2 separate regions of the Homo sapiens genome follow, and region 1 is linked to region 2. Evidence: read pairs that join two places in POLR2A ChIA-PET (ENCODE). Cell type or tissue: Caco-2. All regions are shown on one strand. Links, peaks and the distances in the headings refer to the core of each region. The heading gives the core; the rest is flanking DNA.

Evidence for each region. ChIA-PET counts read pairs that join two places held together with the same protein. Peaks named below come from ENCODE experiments on the same cell type or tissue, not always from the same donor. Only the 100,000 strongest peaks of a DNase experiment are listed, where the experiment ranks them.
Region 1: POLR2A ChIA-PET joins it to region 2 with 5 read pairs; 5 of 35 experiments call an interaction of 5 or more read pairs at or near these places.

Annotation. Positions count from the first base shown.
Region 1 is chr15:65,012,425-65,017,759 of GRCh38, reverse strand. It overlaps MTFMT (mitochondrial methionyl-tRNA formyltransferase), which reads left to right. Exons shown (of 9, transcript NM_139242.4): 6 at 1,233-1,324. Among named protein-coding and RNA genes, the nearest start is that of MTFMT, 15 kb to the left of the region's middle. In Caco-2, for the core only: no CTCF peak of the experiment used is centred there; no DNase peak of the experiment used is centred there.
Region 2 is chr15:65,087,289-65,092,658 of GRCh38, reverse strand. No RefSeq gene overlaps it. Among named protein-coding and RNA genes, the nearest start is that of KBTBD13, 13 kb to the right of the region's middle. RefSeq lists an enhancer at 4,956-5,370. In Caco-2, for the core only: no CTCF peak of the experiment used is centred there; DNase peaks (open chromatin) are centred at 3,128, 3,758, 4,061 and 4,613; H3K4me3 peaks cover 457 bases.

The DNA of each region.
Region 1 (5,335 bases), core at 336-5,335, 75 kb after region 2:
ATAGTGTGATCATGGCTTACTGCAGTCTCAACCTCCCAGGCTCAAGCAGTCCTCCCACCTCAGCCTCCCAAGTAGCTGGGACTACAGGTACATTCCACCATGCCTGGCTAATTTTTTAATTTGTTGTAGAGACAAGTTCTAACTATGTTGCTCAGGTTGGTCTTGAACTCCTAGACTCAAGCCGTCCTCCTGCCTTGGCCTCCCAAAGGCATGCCTGGCCTTCTTTTTGTTTTTTATGGTGGCATAGTTCTCAGCTATGTGAATATATCATAATTAACCCAACAGATGTCTTATTGATGGGCATTTGGGTTGTTTCCAATCTTTTGCTATTTCAAATAATAGTAAGATTAGGAAGATAACAGGCACATGGTTATTCAGAATAGTATAGTAAAACTACTTGGAGTAGTTTTAATGTACCTTATTCCTGTCAGTAATGTTGAAGATCTTTTCATATATTTAAGAACTATTTGCATTTCTTTTTTCTGGGTGGTAGTATATCTTTTGCCCATGTTCCTATCAACATTTTGGTCTTTTTCTTCTCAGTTTTTTGAGTACTTATATTTCATAATAGAGAAATTAGTCCTCTCTGAGATAACTTGCAAATTCAGTTTGTCATTTGTTTTTTGATTTAACTTATGGCATTTCTTTTTGTCTTTTTTTTTTTTTTTAATTTATTTTGCCTAGGCATGGTAGCTCATGCATCTAATCCTAGCACTTTGGGAGGATGAGGCGGGTGGATCACTTAAGGTTAGGAGTTCGAGACCAGCCTGGCAAACATGGCAAAACCCTGTCTCTACTAAAAATACAAAAAATTAGCCAGGCATGGTAGTGCACGCTTGTAGTCCCAGCTACTCGGGAGGCTGAGGCACAAGAATCTCTTGAGCCTGGGAGGTGGAGGTTGCAGTGAGCTGAGATCACGCCACTGCACTCCAGCCTGGGTGACAGGGCAAGACCCTATCTCAAAAAAAAAAAAAAAAGTTTGAATAGTCTCATTTCATAGTTAGAAGGGCATTTTCTACTCCCAGGATGTAAAGAAGTTCACCCATGTTTTATTTTAATATTTATATGATTATTTATTTATTATTTTTACTTGATATATGGAAAATTTTGAACATAAAGAAAAGTTGAGAGGTTAGAATGAATTCTCTGGTATCTCTTATTCAGTATCAATAGCTGTCAATTCATGGACACTGACCCTGATGTTCATTTTTGCTCTTGGTTTTATCTTGTAGCCCCTAAGATTTCTGCTGGTACCAGTTGTATAAAATGGGAGGAACAAACTTCAGAACAAATATTCAGACTTTACCGTGCCATTGGAAATATAGTAAGTTGGGAAGTCAGGTTGCAGTTCTACCTAGTTGGTTTTCTATGTGTGTAATTTGCTTTCTAAATATTTTTATTTAGGAATAATCCCAAATAAAAATATCCCAAATAAAAGGTTGATCTTAGGAACAAAACCTAGAAAACCTGAAATTTATTCTTAAAAATTCTTTAAGCTGTTTAAAGTGTTTATAGAGACCTTAGAATTCACAAAGCACTTTTAAATATATGTATATTGCAGTTTCACATAACCAAGTTTTACTATCCTACTTCATAGGTGAGGGGAAAGAAATGAGATGACTAACAGGAATGTCCAGTCACTAAATAATGAACTTAAATCTTCTCACTCCTAATCCTGTGCTTCTTCCAGTATGTCTTTCTGCCTTTAGCCAATTTTTTACAATCAAATTGTTAAATCATTGATTTCTACATATGGTACACCAAGTGTAGTAATATAACAGTTTGTTAAAATGTCTGAGTTAAATTCTCAGTTCATTGATAAATTTGTGGGGTTTTTTCCTTTCATTTCAATAGCTACTTGTGTTATTTGAACACTGAGCTTACCGTATGTGTGTTTGTGTGTGTGTGTTGTTTTATTTTTTGAGACGGGGTCTAGCTCTGTCACCCAGGCCTGGAGTACAGTGGAGAAACCTTGGCTCACTGCAACCTCTGCCTCCCAGGCTCAAGTGAGCCTCCTGTGACAGCCCCTGAGTAGCTGCAACCACAGGCACACACCACCACACCTGGCTAATTTTTGTATTTTTTTGTAGAGACGAGGTTTTGCCATGTTGCCCAGGCTGGTCTTGAACTGCTGAGCTCAAGTGATCCGCTCTTCTCAGCCTCCCAAAGTGCTGGGATTACAGGCACGAGCCACTGTGCCTGGCCAAGTGTGTGGTTTTTAATGGACCATCTCTGTTATTAATGTTGGGTAAAATGGGGAACCACCATTGGATATCTATAGCATGCTAAATTCTTCAGTAAGGAGGATCACAGACTCATGTTATAGTTATTATCATCCCACTTTAAAGTTGAAGAAATTGAGGCTTAAAGTAGATAATGAATTGTTATTAAGTGTTACTCGATGTCGTGTTGCTAGTTAATGAAAGTCAGAGTCAGGTTTTGAACGAGATCTATCTTACTTCAAATCCTATTATTTTCCTGCTGCCACAGAATGGCATCAGGAAACAAGGACCATAGGGCCAGACAGTGCTGGGTTCCATCTTGACTCTGCTACTTCCTAACGTCGTAGACTCAGGAAAGTTATTTAACCTCCGAGCTTTAGTTTGTTCCTTGGAATATCAGGGCTGGTATAATATATTTACAGCATCTTGTACAGTATCTGGCACAGAATAGGTACTCATTAAATGATAGCTGCTATTATTCATTCATTCATTAAACAAAATATTTATTGAAGGCCTATTATGTGTCAAGCAGTGTACTAGGTACTATAGAAACAGGTGTTGTGGGAGGACAGACAACAAGTAAGCAAAAAAAAAAAAAAAAAATCAGGCCAGGCATGGTGGCTCACACGTGTAATCCCAGCACTTTGGGAGGCTGAGGCAGATGCATCACCTGAGGTCAGGAGTTTGAGACCAGCCTGGCCAACATAGTGAAACCCTGTCTCTACTAAAAACACACAAAAAAATTAGCTGGGCGTGGTGGCATGCGCCTGTAATCCCAGCTACTAGAAAGGCTGAGGCAAGAAAATTGCTTGAACCTAGGAGACAGAGGTTGCAGTGAGCCAAGATCACACCACTGCACTCCAGCCTGGGCGACAGAGCAAGACTCTGTCTCAAAAGAAAAAAAAAAAAAAAGACCGGGCATGGTGGCTCACGCCTGTTATCTCAGCACTTTGGGAGGCCGAGGCGGGCGGATCACCTGAGGTCAGGAGTTCGAGACCAGCCTGACCAACATGGAGAAACCCCGTCTCTACTAAAAATACAAAAAAATTAGCCAGACCTAGTGGCGCATGCCTGTAATCCTAGCTACTTGGGAGGCTGAGGCAGGAGAATTGCTTGAACCCAGGAGGTGGAGGTTATGATGAGCCGAGATTGCACATTGCACACCAGCCTGGGCAACAAGAGCGAAACTCCATCTCAAAAAAAAAAAAAAAAAAATCAAATAGTGTGATAAATTCCTTGATGAAAATAAAAATAGGATCATGTGATAGAATAACTGGAGGTTATTTTAGATCGGTGATGGGGAAAGCCTCTTTCTGACACTTAAGCTGAAATCTGAAAGACAATAAGGAGCCAGCCATGCCTAGAACAGAGAAGAGCATTCCAGGCAGAGGAACAGCTAGTACAAAACCCAAGGTGGGCTAACCCAAAGAATCACAAGAAAAGGAAACTCCAGACTGATATCCCTGAATATAGATGCACAAGTCCTCCACAGAGTTAGCAAACTGAATCCAGCAACATATAAAAAAGGATTATACATGATGACTAAGTGGGATTGTTTTTTGGGTTTTGTTTTTTGTTTTTTGTTTTTTTTTTTTGAGATGGTGTCTCGCCCTGTCGCCTAGGCTGGAGCGCAACTGTGCAGTTTCAGCTCACTGCAACCTCCGCCTTCTGGGCTCTAGCAATTCTACCTCAGCCTCCTGAGTAGCTGGGATTACAGGCATGCAGCACCATGCTCAGCTCATTTTTTTGTATTTTTAGTAGAGATGGGGTTTCACCATGTTGGCCAGGCTGATCTCAAACTCCTGAACTTGAGTGATCCGCCCACCTCAGCCTCCCAACATGCTGGCATTACAGGTGTGAGCCATCACACCCTGCCCCAAGTGGGATTTATCCCAGGAATGCAAGGTTGGTTCAACATATGAAAATCAGTCAATGTAACATATCATATTAGTAGAATAAAGGACAAAAGCTACATCACTGTCTCAATAGATGCAGAAAAAGCATTTGACAAAATCCAACACATGTAAAAAAACCTCAATAAACTAGAAATAGAAGAGCATTTCCTCAACTTGATAAAGGACATCTATGAAGACCCTGTAACTAACATCATACTTAATGAAAGAAGCCAAGTGCAGTGGTGGACACTTGTAGTCCCAGGTATTTTGGAGGCTGAGCGGGAGGATTGCTTGAGGCCAGGAGTTCGAGACCAGCCTGGACAATATAGCCAGACTTTGTCTCTTAAAAAAAAAAGAAGAAGAAAGAAAGAAAATAAAAGAAAGACAAAGCCTTTCCCTTAAGATCACAAAGAAGATAAAGATGTCTGCGCTCTCAAAGTTAAATGTCTTCTATTCAACTTTGTTCTGTTGGGGCAGTTAGACAAGAAAAAAGAAACAAAAGGCAACCAAACAAAAGTTTGGAAAGGAAGAAGTAAAGCTGTCTCTATTTGTGGATGATATGATCTAGCATATAGAAAATCATGAAGAAGTTCCAAAAAAAACTATTAGAGCTAATAAACAGTAAAGAAGACCCAAGTAAATGGAAAGACCCCAGTATTCATTGATTGGATAAACTTAGTATTGTTAAGATGTCTCTACTCCCCAAGTTGATGTACAGATTCAACACAATTCCTAAAAAAAAAATCCCAATTGGCTTCTTTGTACAAATTGACAAGCTGCTCCTAAAATGTATACAGAATTGCAAGGGGCCCAGAATAGCCAAAACTAACAAAATTGGAGGACTCATAGTTTTCAGTTTCAAAACTTGCTGTAAAACTACAGTAACCAAGATAGTGTGGTACTGGCTATAGCTCATTAGAATCGAATTAAGGGTCTAGAAATAAGCCAGGCATGATGGCTTATGCCTGTAGTCCCAGCACTTTGGGAGGCTGAGGCAGGTGGATCACTTGAGGTCAGGAGTTTGAGACCAGCCTGGCCAACATGGTGAAACCTCATCTCTACTAAAAATATTTACAAAAATTAGCCAGATATGGTGGTGCACGCTTGTAGTCCCAGCTACTCAGGAGGCTAAGGCACGAGAATCACTTGAACCTGGGAGGTGGAGGTTGCAGTGACCTGAGATCACACCACTGCACTCCAGCCTGGGTGACAGAGTGA
Region 2 (5,370 bases), core at 371-5,370:
GTTGGGCCTCAGTTTCCCTAGGAAACGTAGAGAGATTTGACCAGGTCAAAAGCTTCCAGCCCTGGCGGCTATCCATAAGAATCCTCAGGGTGTTTATTCAAGAGTCCCAGACCCCACCCTCGTATATTCTGATTCAGAAAGCCCAGCTTGGCAGCCCCCAGGAATCTGTTTTGTTTTATGTAAGAAGATCTCTGGGGATTCTTTACTACATAACAGGCCTATGGCCAGTGTGTGTGACTTTCAGCCAGTCTGGGGCCCCTTCTGCTCTATCTGTGATCGTATGACAGTCTTTCCTCATTTGCGGGGTGGGGAGGTTGTGACCAGAGTTGTCTCCAGTCACCCAAGGCCTATCGTTCAGAAGTCCCCAAGGATTGAGGGGACCAGCCCATAACTCAAGCAAGCAGAGGCCAGGGGCCAAGACTCTAGTGCCTCTGCTCTCCCCAGCCAGCCCTGCGCAGACCTGCAACAATTACCGCAGAATCAAAACATCTCAGCCCCCTCCACCCTGCAAACAGGGCTGGACCTGGAAATGAGGCCAGTAAAAAAAACGAACAACTTCCACGTTTCTCAGGGCTTCAACCCCAGATACCTCATCTGAATGTGTAATGGGGACTTCTGCAGGCCTACACACAACAAGCTTGGAACTAGAACCAGGTCTCCGGAGGCCCAATAGCCCCTCGGTGCTTTCTACTAAGTCTCAATGCCTGCCAACTTGAAATCACAATAAAAATATTCTTTGGCCTTAAAACTTGCCTTGAATAACTTGCAGGCAGCACAAAACTATTAGAGAAAATGGGCAAGATGTTGTAAAGTTGGACATATGTCTGTCTGTTGCCAAAAGTAAAACTACACTTGAAAGAGACAGTAAAATTAAAGTTCAATTTCTAAGATGCAATGTTAGGTCCAAAGCTATTTATGTTCTGATTAAGGTAACCTGGCCTTGGTCCACCACTTTACTAAGTCCCCTTGATTAGAGGCGACCAGTTGACAGGCCCATCCATAATTCCTATCTTTCTCCCACATGCCTCAAATCTGCCCATCCCTAGCAAACTGTTGCTTGATTAAAAATGTGACATCTGGCCAGGTGTGGTGACTCACCCATGTAATCCCAGCACTTTGGGAGGCCGAGGCGGGCGGATCATTTGAGACCAGGAGTTTGAGACCAGCCTGGCCAACATGGCAAAACCCCGTCTCTACTAAAAATACAAAGATTGGCCAGGTGTGGTGGTGCATGCCTGTAATCCCAGCTACTCGGGAGGCTGAGGCAGGAGAATCGCTTGAACCCGGGAGGCGGAGGTTGCAGTGAGCCAAGATTGAGCCATTGCACACCAGCCTGGCGACAGAACAAGACTCCGTCTCAAAAAAAAAAAATCAGACATTAGAGACAGGAAGGTTGCTTGAGTTTGAGGATATAGTGAGCTACCACAGTGCCACTGCACTCCATAGTGAGAGTCTGTCTCCAGAAAAAAAAGAGAGACATCAGTGGGCAAATTGTTCATTTAAAATATTTTTTAGGAGGTACAATAGTGTGGTAGTTAGGGGCACGAACTCTGAAGTCAGATGTGGGCTGAAACTACAGCCTTAGCACTAACCAGCCGTGTGACCTTTTGAACATCACATAGCCTCTCTGTGCCTCAGTGTCTTATCCATAAAATACAGATACTGAAACTTTCCAGTTGTGATGATTGAGCAGGATAGTGTGCAGGAAGATTGTGCCATGGTATCCAGTAGCCACTTATTTATACATATTTATACCCTGCCTCATTCCATCATCATTACCTTTACTATGATCATCCTCCTCATCACTTTTATGGTTAACAAACCTCCAGCATTTATCATCAAACTCAGAAACCCTGGGAGAACCACTCGCTGCCTCTCAGGTCAGCAGGGTTAACGAAGGTATCTGGCTGGAGCAGAGGATTCTGGGAGTGCCACCTGGGAGAAGGACAATCTTTACAGTTAATACTAAGGATCAGGTGGCTGCCTTGGTGCGTCCTTGAAACAGCAGCAGTTGACACACTCAAGCATGGTCTGGACAAGAGGACCCTCAGAGAGGAGGTCAGGAGGATGGCAGGGTCCAGGTTCCAGGAGCAAGCCAAGGCCTGGCCCATGTAAGGAGAATGAAGCGAGTTCTGCCCTGGTTCTTGCTCTCCCTCCTGTCCCCTTATGCTTTGTCTCCTCTTCTGGGTCCCCACCATGTTCCCGCAGAGGCCCAGTGGAGCAGGCTGAAGGCAGCCTTTTGACTCTGACAGGAGGGATGTCTCCTAACCCATTCGGGCTGAGATCTCAAGGCCTTTAGGTGTTCCCTTTCTGGGGAAATGTGCACAGTGCCCTCTATCTGGTTGACTTTCTGCCTCCTTCTTAGAAGGACCCTCGTGATTCCACTGGGCCCACCCAGATAATCCAGAACAATCTCCCACCTCAAGATCCTTAATCACGGCCGGGTGCAGTGGCTCACACCTGTAATCCCAGCACTTTGGGAGGCCGAGGCAGGTGGATCACTTGAGGTCAGGAGTTCGAGACCAGCCTGGCCAACATGGTGAAACTCTGTCTCTACTAAAAATACAAAGATTAGCTGGGCGTCGTGGCGCGTGCCTGTAATCCCAGCTACTTGGGAGGCTGAGGCAGGAGAATTGTGGAGGTTGCAGTGAGCTGAGATTGTAGCACTGCACTCCAACCTGGGTGACAGAGTGAGACTTCACCTCAAAAAAAAAAAAAAAATCCTTAATCACACCTACAAAGTCCAAGTAACAGATTCACAGGTTCTAGGAATTAGGACGTGGATGTCTTTGGGGGGCCATTATTCAGCCTACCACAGAGAGGCACTGCTTAACCCAAAATAATATATGTGTAATGGTGGCATTTCAGACAATTGTATCAGGGGGTTTCCTTGTGTCTTGTATTTGTATTATACAAGGCTGGGCCTCCAGGCAGGCTCCAGCACACACAGCTGCCGCCGATCCTCTCTCACCTCTGCTCTCTTGCTTCATCTCAAGTCAACCTTCCGCAGCTGATGACATTCTTCTGGCATGGGAGCAGCGCCAGCTGAGGGGCTGCCAGCACCTCCTATCAGCCCTGACCCTTCCACTCTGGGGGGAGGGAACACACTCTCAGGTCACTGTTGGCCTCCAAGGATCAACTGAGGTAAGGAGCCACTTCCCTCTTCTGGGACCCTCCTGCCCTCTCAGCCCTTTCCTTCCACTCTCCATCCCCCATGCTGCCCAGGCTGCCTAGGCTGCCTCTAGCTGCTCTGTCCTCCTGTCTTATCTGGAGATTAAAGAATTCCTTTGTTGACCTCTGCAGGGAACACTCTTTGCCTTTTAAGAGAGAACTTATGGGACAAGGCAATGCTTATTTAAGGATAATGGCTCATAAATGATGGGGTTTTAGGTACAGTGCAAGCTGTCAAAGGGAAGGCGTGACCTTCTCAGCTCTCTTCAAATGACCATCCATTCTGTGTCTATGCAGGACTCACCCCGAGAGGAACGTGGGGCTTTAGGAAGCTCAGGGAAGGATCTTTCCAAATGAGGGTTTGGGGAGGCTTCCAGAGTCCTTCCCTCAGTATAGGACCTCCTGGGGCGCTCCTCTGCTCACCCTCAGATCCCAAGGGCCAGGTCTTTAATCCTAGTGATGCTGGGGTCAGAAAAGTGCAGAGACAATCAGGACTCTCCCAGAAACACACATATTCTGTCACACACACACACTTTGACCTCGGGGGAGTGAAACTCTTCCACCCTATCAGGAGGACGTTGATGGTATGTGTGTCTTCACAATGGGGACAAAGGTGATCCTGGGCAGGGCAAAAACTGACTGCCCAGCCCTACCCACCTCCTCAGCCCCACGTTGGGCCGTCTGAGGAGAGAAGACGCTGCCCTGAGTTCCAGGTGCTATAGCCCAGGTGATGAGCCAAAACTTCTACCAGAGAACCCTTCATTTCCTAATTCTGTCACCCCACAAACCTTTACTGCACGTCATGCCAGCTGGTGCTAGGCCTGCTGGGCCCAGGAGTGGGGGAAGGTGGGATGAAGGATAGGAAATGGCCCCTGCCCTGGAGGGAGGGGGTTCCCAGGGTGAGGCTGCCAGGTGGGTTTGCGTGGCAGCTGGCTGAGAGCAGGTCAGTGCCTGTGCTGGCAGTGACACAGTGAAGGCGGAGGGACGGGCAGGCTTTGGCCCACAAGGGCCTCTGGCTCTTGCACGCAGCCAAGTCCCTCTGTGGAGTCAGGTCCTGGCCAGGCACCCTGCTGGCTCCACACTCAGCCCAGTGGTGGGGCACCCACCACTACCCCAGCCTCCTACTCTCCTGGTGGGTGGCCCTCCCTCCTGCCCATTCTCCTCCTGAACCTGTCCTTATAAGGCCACCCGCTCAGGAGACGTGCGTTCTGTGTCCTCTGGGCAGCTGCCCACACAACGTCATCTGCTGTTTTACTGCTCGAGATTTTTAACTTATGATTTTATTTTTTTGTCGTTAAGAAAATGTTTCCAGGTTGAGCAGAGACATTAACTGGGTGCCAGATGAGGGCAGAAGGATGAATGCCAGGGTGCTTGGGAGCCAGGGACCCAGGACTGACAGCCCCAGGGTGTGACTTAGCCACATATCCCAAATACTCCAGCAGCTGAACGATTCTAAGAACTCCAGCAGGCCCTGTGCGGGCCATTTCCCCTTAAGTGACACCCACTGAAGTTGGGGGAGGTGACCCTCCCCCAGCTGTGGGCCATCTTCTTGTGTTGTTAGAGTGCCCTGTGGTCCTCTGTCTAGGGGGTGAGCGCATGGTGCCCACACAAGGCCAGTCCAACACCGGGCTGGAGCGCTGGAATCTTGAGTATACACGTTCTGGGGCAGCCTCAGTGGGACTGTGTGCAGCTCCCGATGCTGTGGACTGTCCATTTCCAGCCAGGTGTGCTGGCCTTCCCAGGGAGCACTGAGCTACCCAAAGTCCTTCCAGTAAGATCCTGTTCTCCTGAACTTAGCCAAAGGTTTCCCTGGCTGACAACCAAAGCACCCTGCTGAGTGCAAGAGAACATAAGTAAAGGCAGTGGCAGTCAAGTGGGGCAGAGAGTGTGTGCTGTCTCCCTGTGAACTTACAGGAAGTTATGTTAAGCTGGATGAGGGAACCCTGGGCTGAGGCTGCCACCAGGAGGGACGCTATCTCCATCAGGGAGCTCACCTTGTGGTCCTAACTGCTGCAGGAGCTGGCTGCCTCCTTCGCTCTACTGTGAGGCCCTGGGGGCAGGGGCTGAACCTGGCTTGTCTCTCTGCCCCTGCGCCTGGCACAGCTTCTGGTTAGAGGATGTGCACAGAGTGTTTGCTGAAAGAAGAATAAGAAAAAGAGTGGGGGGAGAGGGGGGCCCAGGAGAGTCACCTGAGGAGTG